3 separate regions of the Homo sapiens genome follow, and all the other regions are linked to region 1. A link is a loop called in an ENCODE intact Hi-C map of the cell type or tissue named here. Cell type or tissue: chondrocyte. All regions are shown on one strand. Each heading gives the region's core, and the rest is flanking DNA. Links, peaks and the distances in the headings are about the cores only.

The links. Peaks named below come from ENCODE experiments on the same cell type or tissue, not always from the same donor. Only the 100,000 strongest peaks of a DNase experiment are listed, where the experiment ranks them.
Region 2: a loop joins it to region 1, with 5 times the contacts of the local background. A loop is called at or near these places in 22 of 110 quality-filtered maps.
Region 3: it touches region 1 in a loop (3-fold over the local background); 8 of 110 quality-filtered maps call a loop at or near these places.

What each region holds. Positions count from the first base shown.
Region 1 is chr3:156,506,941-156,512,841 of GRCh38, forward strand. All of the region lies in intron 8 of KCNAB1 (potassium voltage-gated channel subfamily A regulatory beta subunit 1), which reads left to right. Among named protein-coding and RNA genes, the nearest start is that of SSR3, 45 kb to the right of the region's middle. In chondrocyte, for the core only: CTCF peaks have their summits at 2,959 (motif pointing left) and 3,168; no DNase peak of the experiment used is centred there.
Region 2 is chr3:156,171,195-156,177,095 of GRCh38, forward strand. The region is part of intron 1 of KCNAB1 (potassium voltage-gated channel subfamily A regulatory beta subunit 1); the gene reads left to right. It also overlaps the pseudogene SNRNP40P1. Among named protein-coding and RNA genes, the nearest start is that of KCNAB1, 54 kb to the left of the region's middle. In chondrocyte, for the core only: CTCF peaks have their summits at 991, 3,215 and 3,414; no DNase peak of the experiment used is centred there.
Region 3 is chr3:155,993,176-155,999,076 of GRCh38, forward strand. No RefSeq gene overlaps it. Among named protein-coding and RNA genes, the nearest start is that of KCNAB1, 120 kb to the right of the region's middle. In chondrocyte, for the core only: a CTCF peak has its summit at 2,576 (motif pointing right); no DNase peak of the experiment used is centred there.

The DNA.
Region 1 (5,901 bases), core at 495-5,494:
TAGCCATCTGTGTATTAAATGCAAAGGGATGGATGGATATAACCACACAAGGCATCACATGTTCACAAACACACAATGAGGTGAATTAAGTAAATGCTCTGTTAGTTTTCTCTCCCCAAACCATCTTCTCCATCAATGCATTATGCAAAGAACCTCTCACGATGACAGATCACAGAACTTCAAAGCTAGATGGGGTCTATAGACTATCTGCTGAGACCTGGCCCAAGTGATTTTATCTTTCTGAGTCTCAGGTTCTTCCTCAACAAAATGGGATTCAAATATTCCCACCTAAACAGTTACTGTCAAGATTAAGTATATGCTTAATTAATATCAATCTGCTCATTTGCATTGAAGAAACTGAGATCTCAGCAAGGACAAGAGATGTCAAAGGTTAGTGACTGTGATGGGACCAAAAAAAAACAATGTCTCCTGCATCCTAATACATGCTCTGTAAGGCAAATGGAACCAGGCTGTCCTCAGACATTCAGCAAACCTTTAAGATATGTGACTCATGATCCATACTAAGGATGACATCATTTCATTTATGATTATAAGTTTCCAGTCCTCTGAAGAATGATAGTCCTCTATCTCCAGGCATCAAGCTGAGAGGATTCTCTGCAGCTCAGAATATGAAGGACTGATCAAGATTCAAGATGATTCCTCTAAGCTTCAAAGCAGTACAGTTATAAACCACCACCACCACAAGCTTCTGAAGTTAAATAAATAAACAACTTAAGGTAGATAAATCACAAACAGCTGACCTGAAGTAAAAATTGTGCCTAGGTCTAGGCCTATTTTTTATTAGTGTTAACAGCAACTCCTCTGATGAAACCAAATTCTTGCATTATACCAGTGTTGTAGCCTCCATCTTGATCCTTGCCTCTTAAAAAAAAAAATCTGATATCAGCTGGGTTGAACCATAGGATACTGTCAATATTAAACTATTATGGGGCTCTAAAAATAGCAATTTTATTTGGTTAAATATATAATATGTTAGTGTCTAAAGTGGTGCCTTTGCTTGTTAGATAATCATTCTTCTTTTTTACATAAAAGTATAACATATTTACTGGAAATGTGAAAAATTAAGAACAAAATTGCATGTAATTCCACTAAATAATACAATTATTTTGCATGTTTTTTCTCAGTATTTTGCAAGCATATTTAAAATATTTATAATTGTTAATAATATTCAAGCTTTTAATTATGCCTAAAAACTTCACTCCTAACCTGTTTCCTCATCTAGAATAAGAAGGAACTGCACTGGATTACCTCTAAGGCTTCTTTTGCTTTTATCTTTTTTATCTTTTGCTTTTATCTCTGTGGCCAGATTAATTTGAGTACATTTTATCTGATCAAAACATTAATTTCTAATAAGCATATTTTTATCTTTACCCCTATGGCTTATTGTTCATGCAGTACAACTATTTGCTTACAACTTTCAAAGTTCTAGGGAACATTTTGCAGGAAAAAAAGTTTAATGTGAGCTACCACTTTTGGCATGTGATCCAATTTAGAAAATTAAAATATTGATCAACCAAAATTGTTTTCACTCAGAACAAATAGTTGTATTAATTTCTTTGACATAAAATGCATATTTTTTAAAACATTGATGGCCTACATTACTGAAACAACTGTCCCCAAAATGTTAGAATCTGGGCCTATTTGAGAAGAAACCTGGGCCATTTTCAGTTTGTGTTACTGTTTCAAATTCACAAGTTATTCTACACCCATTATCCCACGTCAAGCTTTGAAAGAATTTCACAACATCCATATCATTTCTCACTTTACAGAAGGAAATTGAGTACTCAGGGAAACAAAGTGGACCTGCAGCATTTATAGGGAGCCACCTGTGTGCTAGGGATACAGGGAGTATGTACGAGAGCTGCCTGTGGCGGGTGAGCGCTGGGGAGGCATCATTAGGTTAAAGAATAATGATTATTTCAACCTGGAAAGGAGCGCAGAGGGAGGACTTAACAAAGTCTTTCAATAGTTTAGTCAGTTTTTCTAAAAGTTTGTGATTGAGAGCTAATGAAACTAATACAAAGGCCCTGGCTCACTGAAGGAGGCTAGGACCTGGACCTCAGCATTTTTGCCAAATTTCCCAGGCGATTCTGATTCATGGTGGTGGAGTGGGGCGGAGGGGAAAGAGGGAGAGGAAGAGAGAGAGAGAGTAGATATCATACTAGCTATCTGTTTGCTTATGTACTAAGGCAAATAACTAAAGATTATAGCATGAAGCACTTGGGTTAGATAAAAAAGCAAAAGAGGAAATATAGGAAGACGTTTGTATCCATTGAAATGGCTTACTTGGGAATAGTATAAAGCAGTGTGTGTCAGCATTACTTGAAAGGCTGCTTAAAACACATATGCAGACTTTGTAATTTACTAAGTCTGGGGTGAGGCCCTGGGATTTGCATTTGTAACAAGTTTCCAGGTGCTGCTGCTGCTGCTGCTGCTGCTGCTGCTGGTCCAGGAGCTACACCCTGAGACCATTGGTGTAGACAAGCACGTTGGTTCTAAATCCTGGCTGCACACTAGAATCATCATCTGGGATGAGTTTTTAAATTATTATCGATGCTGGGGCCTCACCCCCAAGAGATTCTAATATAATAGAATTTCAGTGGAGCCTGGGCCTGGATAGTTTGTAAAGCCCCCACTCCAGGTGTTTCTAATATGTAGTCGGAGTTGAGAACCACTGGGATTAAGGCTTCTGGAAAACTAGGGAAGGAGCCCAGACCAGGAGAGTCACATTCAGTACTGGGTTATCAGGTTTAATCACATTTGTCTGAGTCTCCTTTCCCAGAGGCAGGTGATGCAGTGCACTAAACTATCTTTCTAACATCCTTTCCTCACTCAGAATTGTTATTCTGCCTAGGAGGCTTTTAAAAGGCATCTCCATGTTATGCACTTAACAGTATCTAGAAGACAGTTGATTTTTCCTTTCAGCAATGCTGCCCTCTAGTGTTCTTAATTATTCAAATCATGTAAAAACCCACCTTGGCCATCAGTATGGTTGTTTCCTATTAGTAAGCTAAACGAATTTTTCTCTGAAATAGAATTAAATTTTAATTCATGGCAACATGAATCTCCAAAACTGCAGCCTCTTGGTTCTCCTGCAATTTCTCCCTGCTTTTGATGTTGCAGCCTCCTTCCAGGACAAGAACTCACAGAGTTCCCTTTTCCCAATTCCACCAAGCTTTTCTCTTCAGAGTCAAAACTAAACAATGAGGAAAAAACTACCAGCAACAAAAAGACCTGAGGCATTGGAGTGCCTCGCAGAGGCTCTCCTCACCTTTTTCTCATTTCTGCTACACATCTCATGCCTCCTTTTACACTTGGTTCACAGTTTATTGAGACTAGAATTCATCAAACAGGTGCTGCCATGTCTTCCCATGATGGTTCTACAAACCTCCCTGGGTCCCATCATCTTGACAAAAGTGTCCTTCTTACCTCTAGGGGCTCTGTCCCTCCTCCCTCTCCCTTTATCAAGTCTCTCTCCCTCTTCCTTCCCAGCCCCGAGGCCATTTCATCAATAACTCCCTCTTCCTAGGTCACTCCAAATGGCACACAGGCTTACTCTTAATGTCCCGTGACCCTGAATATCCCTTCAGCTCCTGTCCTATTTCTCTTCCAAACTTATTGAATGCATTGTGTTTAAGGCCTCTCCTTCTTCCACTCATTCTTCCATTGAGTGGCTTCCAATGGCTCCAACCTTGCTTGATCCCATCACATCACTGACACTGAAGCTGCTTTTCTCATGGTCTGCAGTGGTCTCCCTACATATGGCCAAATCCAGTGGACACTGTTTGGGGCTGTTCTGACACAAATGTCCATGGCGTTCCACCCTGTGGGCATGGCTCCCTCTTGAAGTGCCCTCTGCTCTTGGTCTGACACATCCCTGTGTGCCGGCTTCCCTCCTGCCCCTTTGGCTGCCGGCTACCCAGCATCCTGCATGGGTCCTCTCTCTAACCCCTGGGCTGGCCATCAGAAACTCTTCTCTTTTCTGTCTATAGACTTTCCTTACAAGGCTCATCCATTTTCATGAATTTAAATATAATCAATAGACTGGTAACTAATAAATGTATATACACCTCTGGCCCAGATTGCTCACTGTCGTATTTATCCAACTATTAAATATCCACTTGACATCTCCCCTTTATTTTTTATTTTTTATTTTTTTTGAGACGGAGTCTTGCTCTGTCCCCCATGCTGGAGTGCAGTGGCGTGATCTCGGCTTACTGCGAGCTCCACCTCCCAGGTTCATGCCATTCTCTTGCCTCAGCCTCCCGAGTAGCTGGGACTACAGGCACCCGCCACCACGCCCGGCTAATTTTCTGTATTTTTAGTAGAGACGGGGTTTCACCGTGTTAGCCAGGATGGTCTCGATCTCCTGACCTCGTGATCCACCCGCCTCGGCCTCCCAAAGTGCTGGGATTACAGGTGTGAGCCACCGTGCCCCGCCCGTCATCTCCCTTTTAGTATCTCACATGCATCTCCATTTTTCACATGTCCAAAGAAGAACCCTCGATTTTTCTCCCAAACCTGTTCTTCCTTCAGTCTCCCTTATCTCTGTAAACAGCCAGATATCTGGGAAACAGCTTTAATTCCTCCCTTTCCCTGACCACACTCAGTCCATCTGTAAGTATTGTGGATTCTGCCTTCAACATCTATTTTGAATCCATCCACCACTCTCTCTGTTTGCCATCATCACCCTATTACAAATCACCCTCATCTCCTGCCTAGAATACAACAATACCTTCCTCAAGCTCTTTCTACTTCCTCCAGTCCTCCCTGTTACTAATGATTCTCCACAGCACAGAGACTGTTCTGAAATGCAAACTATATTCTACCATCCCCTTACCTGATAAAATGTTAATGCCTTGATTAAACCTTGAATAACATACAAATGACATGGTTTGCCCTCTGCCAACTTCATCTCATACCCCTGTCCTCCTTCCCTCCCATTGCTGGGACTCACTAAGCTCTGTCCTTCCTCAGGGCCTAGGCGCATACTACATCATCTGCCTCGAATGCTCTTCCACTGTTCTTCACAAGGATGGTTCCTTTTTTCTTTTTTATGCCTAAACATGATTGCTCTTCAGTGAGACCTTCCTTACTGCACTAAATATGTCTTCTCTTTCATTTCCTGTCCCAGTCCCCTGTGTTATTTTCTTTATAACACTTTACATTTTATAATGACTTACTTGTTTACCCCTCCATCTCTCACTCAACTTGAAACTCCCTGAGTCCAGGAAATTTGTGTCTGTTTTACTCACAGAAGAATCCAGCAACCAGCACAGTGACTGGCAAACATTAAGCTTTTAATACTTGTGTGTTGTATAATTAAATGCATGTGCAGGAAGAGTCACAACTTCCACTCCATCTTCACTGCTTTTGTCAAGGACTCCCACGTGCCCAAGCCACCTGTCAGCATTCTGTGCCTGTCTTACTTGATGGCAGAGACAGAGTTAAGGGAGAGGCCAGGTCCAGTTTATTCTCTGTTAACCTCTTCTGTGTTTATCAGCATGTTTGATTCACCACAGTATCTCCAGCACCCAGAACAGCAGACACCTAGTAGATACTGTTGATTGGCTGAACTCCCAGCTCTGAATGACACAGGATGTGAAGGGAAAGGGAGCTGGTGCAGTGATGGAGACATCTAAAGACAGAATCTATCTGGGGCAGAGATTCATATCATTGTTTTCAACTTCTGGAACTGTTTATCATAGGCACGCATCTCCATTTGTATAATGAAAGAGAAGAAAAGCGGTTCCTTACACTTTTTTAATCATATGTTTTATAAATGGAGAATGAACTTCATAGTTTTAGTTGCTAGGCAATAATTTGATATTCTAGAGTCTTTCTCCAAGAAAAAGAAAACTATTTTGCTTATAAGCCAGC
Region 2 (5,901 bases), core at 478-5,477, 340 kb before region 1:
ACACACACACACACACACACACACACACACACTGAAATCAGTTCCCATTTATATCATTTTAACCTGTGTCACCCCTTGCAGGAACATCCATTGTAAGAGTAAGAATAGTCTATATTGGTTTCTCTCTTCTATAAATGTCATTGAATAATTGCTTTCCTGAAGAATCCTAATCCATATGACTACATTTTAAACACAAATTTCTCCCCAGTGGTCCTTTGGCAATGGAGAAATTAGCATGAAATATAAAGCAGAGTGCTTGAAAGAATTTCCTTGAGGGAAATTGGGATAGCAGGAGGGAAAGAGATTTATACTTTTCATTTAGTGGCAATATGTACTTTATCCAATTTTATATCATTAGGACCATTAAAAGGCAGGAATGTGAAATATGTCTTCTCTGAAGACAGTTCTTCATATTTATATAACATTTTCTGCTTTAAGAAGCCAATTGCAAGAAAGAGTCCAATGCGAATGTACTGTGCTGTTCAAAGTGTTTATTTCAAGGGCTCTTCATTTCCCCTACGCCCTCCAGAGAGTTAAAACGCTACATGGCCTCTAATCTCTAAGTACATAACCAACTCTCTTCTCTGGACAGTCAGTTTCTGAAAATTTCTTTTGAAATCAGTGACAAAAATGCCTAGCCTATTGGTGGATTCCATTTTGTAAGCTTATTTTTACAAATCACAGACTTCTCTAGTATCTTTGTAATTATTTAATCTGACCAAGTGATTTCTGGGAGTAAAATATATTTGAGGCTGTGTATATCAGCCAAGGGTGTTCTTTAATGAGAAATCTTATCACACACACCTTCTAAATGCATTTCAACTGCACACAGGACTGGGTTTTATATTTCTTGGCATTATGCCAAGAAAAATCTCTAGGAACAAGGTGAGCGTTTGATGCCCAGTGGATTCACACATAAACTTGTCAATTTTCTTCGTATCTGTATTCATCAGAAGTTGTTATTAAACCACATACTATGAGCAAACACACTCTAAGTCCCTCTGGTGGGGGATGTGTGACAGACAGAGGGACAGCAGAGTTTCATAACAGAATTTTGAAGCCTTGCCTTTCTGCATAATTCAAATGGCTTTTTTTTTTTTTTGGAGACAGAGTCTTGCTTTGTTGCCCAGGCTGGAATGCCATGGTGCAATCTGAGCTCACTGCAACCTCTGCCTCTCAGGCTCAAGCAATTCTCGTGCCTCAGCCTCCTGAGTAGCGGGGACTACAGGCATTCACCACCACACCCAGCTAATTTTTGTACTTTTTTTGGAGACAGGGTTTCGCCATGTTGGCCAGGCTGGTCTCAAACTCCTGACCTTAAGCAATCCACCCTCCTCGGCCTTCCAAAATGCTGGGATTACAGGCGCGAGCCACCACATGCGGCTATCAAACGGCATTTTAAAAAAGGGAATGAGGATGGTGACATGATTGGTTACTTATTCCCAGGTCAGTGGTTAGTGGCAAGTGGCCACTGAGAGTAGATAGGGGCCTTTCTAGATAATTGGAGGTAGTCAGCATGAAGTCACAGAGTAGACAAGACAAGGGGATAAAACCGTAGGCTAAAGGACTGAGATAGGTCCTGGAAAGTCCCAGGGGAATATTGCAGGCAGAGAATACTCTCTGAGCTGGGTTTTGCTAGCCATGGAGAGAGCCCAGGGCATCTAATGCCTTTTAAGCTAGAGCAGTTCCAATCTACCCATGTGGCCCCACACAACTTTGCTAACACCTCTGGATGTAAAGGTCCTTCTGTCATCTGGCAGTTTCTTTCAGAAGCTAGTGTGGGTATTACATTCACTTGTGGACCTTAAACATTTTGCTTCTAGGGAAAGACATGTAAGGCTCATTGAAAGCATCTGGCAAGTGTTTAGAAAAGGCTTCTCCTCTGGAGAGAAAGAAAAGCCTGGAAGAAGATCTGAATGTCGGATGCCTCAAGTCACTGCGGTCAACAGGCAGTGTTGCTGTCTAAGAGGGGCAGGGACCCTGGTCACAAGGCCCTGACACAAAATTGGGTAGAAATTGACTCAGCACTTTTCTTCTTAAGAAGCTCAGCCCTGATTTCACTCTCAGGGCAACAGAACCATTATCAAGATGGCCAGTGAGTTAACCAGGGTGTTTCCGAGATGAGGGAGTGAGGGTGTAATAAGACAATGGGAAGAAGAGGGTCTAAAAAAACACACAAAAAATCACCATCTGTAAGTGAAACTCTTCCTAGTTTTAACTACTTAGTTATAAATGTTAAACACACTGGAAATGGGTTATGAATCATCCAGGTAATAAGAGCAATTACTGTCCAGTGGTCAGTAGGAAAGAAAATAGCATAGTTCATCTGGGTTTTACTTCCAGGTCTATCCAATTGTCAGTGGGAGTCTCAGTCAAGCCCCTTAACCTCTCTGGGGACCTCAGTTTCCCCATCTTTAAATGACAGCATTTATTCTAAGTTCTTATCCAGTATTATTAACACTCTATGTAACAAAAAAATGCAACAAATTGTATGCGATGGTTAATTTTATATGTCAACTTGACAGGGCCACAGGGTGCCCAGATGTTTGTTTCAATGTTATTTCTGGGTGTGTCTGTAAGGGTGTTTCCAATGAGATCAGCATTTGTACCAGAGGACTGTGTGAAGCAGATTGCCCTTCCTGATGTGAGTGGCCATCATCCAATCAGTTGAGGACCTGAATAGAACAAAAGATGGAGGAAGGCAGAATTCACTCTCTTTGCCCAATTGATTCAATTGATTGAGCTGGGACGTTGGCCTTCTGCCCTCAGACAGTGACATATACCATTGGCTCTCCTGGTCCTCAGGCCTTCAGACTCGTACTGGAACAACACCACCAACTTTCCTGAGTCTCCAGCTTGCAGACTACCGATTATGGGACTTTTAAGCCTCTATAATCATATGAACAAATTCCTTGTAATGATCTCTTTATGTTTACCTCCTATTAGTTCTGGTTCTCTAGAGAACTCTAATACATTCTACATTTGGGGACAAAGATATTGCTCAAGGCTAGCCTTCTTATCTCCAGTTTTACTCAAAATAATTTTAGGAATTAAATACTTGGTATTTTCTCTCTTTGTTCCCTTCAAGCAATAATTAATTTTTAGTGGTTTGTTCTTGGGTAGGAATTAGAAACATTATGTAGCTGACAGAGGGCTACATGCAGAGCTTATAAGGAGGAGCTGCTTTCTGCAGCCAGTTTCTTGATGAGAATTCAGCAGGAGGAGCTCTTTAGCTGTGTGAACATCCATCAGAAGGGTAGGTAGTTAGCAGGATCTACAGTATTCAGCAAAATAAAATTCTCCCAGCAGAGAATGCCATGCTTCTTTACTCATTAAGGAATGGGTGAGCCCTTCCCTGACACCCTGACTGTTCCAGCCTGTAGTCAAAGTATCAATGGGAAATCAGGGACCCACATACCTACCAAGTCCTTTTTTAGGTCTTTTCTTTAAAGCTGGTTAGTTATCCCATACATCAGTGTGCCCGAGGTCGAGAAGAGCTGGAGGGGCTGATATTTAGCCAATGTGGTCGCTTCCACAGGCCCTCTTATTCTCATAGCAGCTCAGCCTCCCATCAGGAGGCATGGAGCCACCAACGCAGGGGTCTAAAAAGGTACCAGGAAGACTGGGCTTGGGCTGCCAATGAGGGTGCATCTGCCAGTGAGCTTTCACTTTTAGAAGATATGGCAGCTTCTAGCTAACTTTACCAGATGCTAGTTGTTGAACTCTTCCTCAAGTCTACAAGTGGAATTCTTCAGGGAAACATGGTGTTTCTCTGGCTGCCACAATATTTATTTATTTACCTACTCAACTATTTGGTGGAGAACCTCACAGGGCTTAGAGTGGTCTCAGCCAAATTGTCAGCTCATGAGGCTTCTGATCTGTTGCAGTGAGTTTGGATTTTTACCCCTCTGGACTGTCATCAACAGAAAACAGAGGTGCTTTGGGTTTGTTTGCTTTTTATTTTTTAAGGCTTTTAATACAAATGTTTTTAATACAAAATCACTTAGAGAAATACAGAAAGAAAATATCCTACAAGCCAGTTACTAAATAAAAAAAAAATCCCAACCAGCAAATTTGTCACATTGGGCAGGCATTAGAAAACAGGAAAAAAGAAAAAGAAAAAATAAAATACAACGTCCCTGAAGGCCGGGCACGGTGGCTCATGCCTGTAATCCCAGCACTTTGGGAGGCCGAGGCGGGTGGATCACAAGGTCAGGAGATCGAGACCATCCTGGCTAACACAGTGAAACCCTGTCTCTACTGAAAATACAAAAAATTAGCCGAGTGTGCTGGCAGGTGCCTGTAGTCCCAGCTACTCGGAGGCTGAGGCAGGAGAATGGCGTGAACCCGGGAGGCGGAGCTTGCAGTGAGCCGAGATGCGCCACTGCACTCCAGCCTGGGTGATAGAGCGAGACTCTGTCTCAAAAAACAAAACAAAACAGTTCCTGAAATCAGGCAGGTGGATTTTAGAGGCCACGGGGAGCTTGCCTTAGTCATCCTGGTGAAATGGGATAGCAGTGGTTTTTGGAATATGGCCACCACCTCCTCTGTTTCTTGCCAGTAATCGTCATCTGAAGGGAGGGTGCTAGCCTGGGCAATAAATATTTGACGTCACTTATGCAGTCTGAGGTCTCAAAGACAAGTAGCCTTGGAGTCTTCCATTCCATATCCCAACAGTCTCTTGTCACTCGATGCTGAGATAATGAAGGGCTAGTCAGGGTGGAAAGCAACTTCATTGATGGAGCCAGCATGGCCGGGCAGCTCATACAGTATTCTCCTGCTTGTGGTATCCCACACATACACAAACCTGTCGGCTGTGCCAGGTGCTATTTTGCTTCCATCAGGTGACCAAGAACATCTTAGAAGGTTCTTTTCAAAGTTGTGCACATTTCCTTGAACTATGTTTACACACCTCTCTTTGGGGGCAAATGGCCAGACATCCCAGACACGAACTGTATTGTCCATTGCATTGGACAAGAGATAAGAACCTTCAGAACTTAAGGTCAGGCCAGTCACTGAATCTGCATGGCCTGTCATGGTGTAGGTTAGTTTGTTCTGGCACAGGTCCCAGACCTTGATATCATTGTCTATTCCACCAGAAATAATCTGATCACTTGTGTCATTGAAGGTCACAGCTAACACCTGGTACATGTTCTGAAATGTTTAGATGGCTGCTTTCTTCCAGAGTCCCAAAGCTTAACTGTGCCATCGTCACTGCTAGTGCAAACAAGGTGGCTAGATAACAGGAATTCACAAAGGAAGTATGTCCCTTTAGCGTTTTAACCCTCTTGCCCGTTTCACTATCCCACACAGCCACAGTTTTATCTGTGGATGCTGGGAAGAGCATACTGCCATCTGTGTTGTAATGCAGTTCCATCACTGCTCCACTGTGTTCCTTCAGTATGGCAGAATTATCACAGTCACCATAGACATTCCACAACAATATCAGTCGGTCAAATCCTGCAGATGCTAAGGTGGATCGGTTGGGGGTGGAACTTGCAGCAGTATACTTCCCCTTCATGTCCAGAGAGCAGCATGATTGGGGCTTGAAGGGAGGAACACCTCGGAGGTCCTGCTTGCAGCAAAGCTCCTGGCGTCGCCTGCTGCTGCCCGGCTCCAGGGCCCGATCCCGCCACTCCCAACAGCAACTCATGCCGCTGCCGCTTGACTGGGACCAGCGGTAACTCTGGGCCTGTACGCTTCTGCTGTTCTATCATGGCGGCAACCGGATGATGCTTTGGGTTTTTGAGGCCCACCTGCCTCCATTTTTGTGCCACTTCCTCCGTGGAGCTCTCCCATCCCTCAGTGCATAGGGTCCCTGTAGTGCCTCTGTCCCTTCCCCATCCTTCAAATCTGCTTGCAGCTACTCCACAGCTTTTTGAAGGCAATATGATGATGTCA
Region 3 (5,901 bases), core at 535-5,534, 510 kb before region 1:
TGAGCCACTATGCCCAGCTGTGTGTTTACGCTTGATGTCCAGAAAGCTTTTTATAAAGCAAAAACCCTTCTCTTTAGAGGAAATCAAATGCTTGGGTTTTAAATTAGGCTCAAACATACATCCTCACAAATGTGCACACAAATATTATAGTGACTTTAAGGCTCCATTAGGATGTTCAGCTGAGAGTTGTGCAAATGTTTGATCCATCTGGTGACAGCTCATAGAATGTGTTATTTCCAATGTTTGCAAATAACAATCTAAATAGAAATATGCTTGAAGATATTCTGTTAATGTGTATGCACTGAAAAGCAATTTCCTTTCCATATTATATATTAAAAGAATTGAAACCCTCCCTTGTATTTGCAATTGTATAAATGTCTTCATGCTATTTAAGGTGCAGGTCATGGCAGGAGAGCGTGAACGTGTCATTTGATAGTTCTTGGTCAATGCGGGTATAGTCTCTAGCAGTGGTCTTTTTTTGAAGTATTTCAAATTTTCATTGGTTTTATGCCAGCGAGTGGAAAAAGTAAGGGCTTTGCAGCTAGTGAGACTTAGGTTCTAATACATATCCTTTGGAACAAGGTGTTCAAAATTTGCTGGGATAATGATGGTGACATTTGCATAGGAGACATGGAATCTTCTGCTATCAAGGATTAAGACCTTTTCCTTCGCATGTTAACTGCTATTAAAACATCTCTGGGGAGCCGAGCGTGGTGGCTCACGCCTGTAATCCCAGCACTTTGGGAGGCTGAGGCGGGTGGATCACGAGGTCAGGAGATCGAGACCATCCTGGCTAACATGGTGAAATCCCGTCTCTACTAAAAATACAAAAAATTAGCCGGGCGTGGTGGCGGGCGCCTGTAGTCCCAGCTGCTAGGGAGGCTGAGGCAAGAGAATGGCATGAACCCGGAAGGCGGAGCTTGCAGTGAGCCGAGATTGTGCCACTGCACTCCAGCCTGGGTGACAGAGCGACACTCCGTCTCAAAAACAAAGCAAAACAAAACAAAAAAAACTCTGATGATTGAAACTGTTATTAAATGGAAAGCAGTGTAAAAAAGGCCACTTGAGACCTCCCCGGGGGGGATTTACTAGAAAGGCGAACCCCAGTGCCATGCCAGTGCCTCGGATATCTTGGGCGAAGGAGACAGCTTTGGATGCAGCTTGTGTCTGAAGCTGGAATCTGAAAGCTTATTCTTAGGCAGTGAGCTTAGCAATGTTTTGGAGGAAGTCTGAATGACCAACTGGGGTGTCTGTTGACTTTACATCTCACAAAGTTTCTGGTCTCATACATGGGGTAGTGTAGCTGCAGGTTGTTAGGTTAATTAGTTTCTAGGGGCCGTTGTGCTATTCTGAAGCCTCATGAGCTTTATTCCATTTGTGAAATTGGGGGAGGGATGTGGAGGTTGGAGGGTTAAGGGCTGGGAATAAGGTGAATCCTGGTGTGGTGCTAGCTAAAGAGGGGGACTGATGGAGTGTTAAAGGAGTCAGGGATTGGAGATGTCTGATCCCTCGTCTTCTTGGAGAAGCAATTAAATTAATTAATAGCATTGTTGGAACTTGTTCTGTCATGAGTTCTGATTTTCTCTATAGTCTTGAACTCCTGGGCTCAACTGATCCTCCTGCCTCGGCCTCCCAAAGAGCTGGGATTACACTTTCTCCTAGGTTCATACATACATCTCATTAAATGTACATACATCTCATTCATCATCTCATTAAAAATGAGATGATGTATGTATGAACCTAGGAGAAAGAAAAAGGAGTAAGTTATTTGACTAGCCTTCCACTTAATGTGGAACTGCCCGTTGCTCAGGTGTCAGTGGCCACTATTCCTGAACCCATGTGCATTCCAATCGAGCTGCCCCTCTGGGAGCTCCTGCATCACTCAGTGTATTTTTTGAGGAGATAAATGTAAACTTTTGGCCTTTTCATTGATCACTTTCCCTGTGTTAGATTGTTCTCAGGGGTAGAGAATTCAGAACTCTACATGGCGTTGCTCACAACTTTCTGAATGAACTCAGGCAAATCTCAACCTTAAAGAATGTTGAGCACAAAAACATTAATTTTACCTGCTTTAGATGTTTGATGCTAAATTAAAGTGAGAAAATGCATATGAAAGTGCATTGCAATATGACTCTTTATTAGACATGGAAGGACACAGAACATGCAGAGGGAAGCATTTTTAAGCATTACTAGAAGACCAGAATCAAATTTAATATTCCCTTAAAGTAAATAAGTATTTATACATTAAAGCCCACCAATGAAGGACCATCAGGAACACATTTATTGTAGTACGAAGAAATTATACTTATTTTTCTTGCTGTTGCAAGACTGAAAGCACCTTAAATAAATGATGAGGAGTTGGAAGAAGCTTGTCATAGTATGTGAGTGTGTGCTGGATGATTCAAGGGAGGATTGAGGAGGTGGGGAGCAATTCTGAATTGGATGTTTCAGGAAGCAGGAGCAATTTTGTGACTGAATATCGTAATGATTTTTATCTATAAGATAGAAGGACGACAGTGGTTTTCCTTGGTGAGGTAAAGGAGAAGCAGTCACTCATGTTAGACAGAAGAGGGGGCTGTTTTACTATTTTTGTGATTTCAGAGTGGCCTTATCTGTGTCTCATTCCAAATACGGGCTTGGAATGGACTTGTTTAGACATTGTTTCTATTCTGTGATTGTGGTTTATATGCAATTGGAAATATTATGGCCTAGTTGCCAGCAGGTCTGCTTTTCATTTTCTTGCCTGGTTTCAGGTATGAATATTTGCTTTATCCCCTTTTCTGGAAGGCAAAGAAAGAAGTCATATTCTAGAAGGGGGCCAAGCCTGAGCACTAAGATAGAGGGTCTCCACCTGGGCTTTGGAGATTAGTAAAGGATAAGAATTAAGTTACAAGAGCAAAATGGTAAACGAGTAACGGTAAATGCTCAAGGAGTGAAGCATACCAGAGAAGGTGCATGGGAGATGGCCCTGAAGAGGCTGAGTGTAGCTCCTCCTGCAGGTGTGTTTTTACACAGGTACGCATAAGGAGCACATAGGTTCTTATGAGAACCACACAGATACATATAAGGAGCCCACGAGTATGTACAAGGAGCACACAGGTATGAATAAGGAGGCCACAGGCACTTCTAAGGAACACATGGGTACACGTAAGGAGGCCATAAAAGGTGAATAGAATTTTTGTTTTCTGACTTCAAATGTAACAACTAGACTCCCACCTCAATGCCAAAGTTTTAATTTTACCTCCATATTACCTTCCTGTGATTCCTTACTTATAGTTTTTACCTATATATGTAATGTTCATTTTAATCTTTAACATTGGTTACTTTTGGGAAGTGATACCAAAGTGTTTAGGGAGGCGTCATCACTCTGCTTTATATACTTATACATTGTTTAAACTTTATGGGCTAATTTATTTATAATTAAATTAGTACATTAAAAACAAAAAAGAAACAATTTAATAGTGGTGGTGGTGGAGGATCATGTGATTTTTTTTTGGTGATGTTCTCTGAAGGATGATTTTCTAATTAATCTGTTTTTTTTGAAGGGAAATTCAAAATTCCCCCTTATGAAGGGGGTGGTGTAGGTGTCTTGGATCTGTTGAAAAGACAGTTTTGAGGAGAATTATGATTATGATTATGATAAAATTATGATTCTAATACAAGTGTAAAATGAAAAATGTAAATGAATTTTATTTAATTCGTTAATTAATGGGAACCAGTAATATGTACAAACAATCCAGGAGAATTCAAAGATCAGACCCATATATTGGCAATGAGGAATGCTGAAATGAATTTGCTTAATAAATGCAAAACTGGCTTCTTGGAAAAAAATGGATGTCATTTTGCACTTCTCCCTGGCAAAATTCATTTGCAGTCTGTGAACAGGAGTCATTTGCATTGCTGGCAGTGACCTATGTTTACAGAGTTGTCTGGTTGCAAGATGCACCACTGGACAAGACACCCAGTAATCTTATTTGCCCATTTCAAAGTTTTCAACACTTTTTCCTGCCAGCTCAGAATAACATTTGTTAAAATTCAGTCATTCCTCACCGGGCGCAGTGGCTCACGCCTGTAATCCCAGCACTTTGGAAGGCTGAGGTGGGCAGATGTCTTGAGGTCAGGAGTTGAGGCCACCCTGGCCAACATGGCGAAAGCCTGTCTCTACTAAAAATACAAAAATTAGCTGAGTGTGGTGGCAGGCGCCTGTAGTCCCTGCTAGTTGGGAGGTTGAGGTGGGAGAATTGCTTGAACCCAGGAAGCAGAGGCTGTAGCAAGCCAAAATCGCGCCACTGCACTCCAGCCTGGGTGACAGAGTGAGACTTCCTCTCAAAAAAAAAAAAAAAAAAAAAAAATTCAGTCATTCCTGCCTAATACCTGTACTTAAGATTACATACATAAAAAGAGAAAATGGGCCAAGTGCGGTGGCTCACGCCTGTAATCCCAACACTTCGGGAGGCCAAGGTGGGCGGATCATGAGGTCAGGGGTTCAAGACCAGCCTGGCCAACATGGTAAAACCCCATCTCTACTAAAAATACAAAAAATTAGCCAGGCATGGTGGCACGCGCCTGTAGTCCCAGCTACTCGGGAGGCTGAGGCAGGAGAATGGCGTGAACCTGGGAGGTGGAGCTTGCAGTGAGCTGAGATCGCGCCACTGCACTCCAGCCTGGGTGACAATTGAAGACTCCATCTCAAAAAAAAAAAAAAAAAAAAAGAAAAGAAAAGAAAATGGAGAATATTAAATGAAATAATAAATTGATTATTTGTTATAATTTTATTCTGATGTTTATTTCTGTTGATAAGTGACCAATCCAAAATGATTGTAAAAGAAAAATTTCACTGACTTCAAGGATGTTAATGACATAATTATCAGCAAATAGTTTTAAATTTGCTTGTATTTTCTCTTTTTATACTTTAAGTTCTGGGATACATGTGCAGAACGTGCAGGTTTGTTACATAGGTATACACGTGCCATGGTGGTTTGCTGCACCCATCAACCCATCATCTACATTAGGTATTTCTATAATGCTATCCCTTACCTATCCGTTCAATCCCCAATGGGCCCTGGAGTTCCACTCCATGTGTCCATGTGTTCTCATTGTTCAACTCCCATTTATGAATGAGATCGTGCCATGTTTGGTTTTCTGTTCTTGTGTTAGTTTGCTGAGAATGATGGCTTCCAGCTTCATCCATGTCCCTGGAAAGGACATGAACTCATCCTTTTTTATGGCTGCATAGTATTCTATGGTGTAAATGTGCCACATTTTCTTTATCTGGTCTATCATTGATGAGCATTTGGGTTGGTTCTAAGTCTTTGCTATTGTGAACAGTGCTGCAATAAACATACGTGTGCATGTGTCTTTGTAGTGGAATGATTTATAATCCTTTGGGTATATGCTCAGCAATGAGATTGCTGGGCCAAATGGTATTACTGGTTCTACATCCTTGAGGAATTGCCACACTGTCTTCTGCAATGGTTGAACTAATTTACACTCCCACCAACAGTGTAAAGGCATTCCTATTTTTCCACATCCTCTCCAGCATCTGTTGTTTCGTGACTTTTTAATGATCACCATTCTAACTGGCATGAGATGGTATCTCATTGTGGTTTTGATTTGCGTTTCTCTAGTGACCAGTGATGATGAGCTTTTTTTCATATGTTTGCGGGCTGCATAAATGTCTTCTTTTGAGAAGTGTCTGTTCATATCCTTCACCCACTTTTTGATGGGGCTATTTTTTTCTTGTACATTTGTTTAAGTTCCTTGTAGATTCTGGATGTTAGACCTTTGTCAGATGGCAAAAACTTTCTCCCATTCTGTAGGTTGCCTGTTCACTCTGATGATAATTTCTTTTGCTGTGCAGAAGCTCTTTAGTTTAATTAGATCCCATTAGTCAATTTTGGC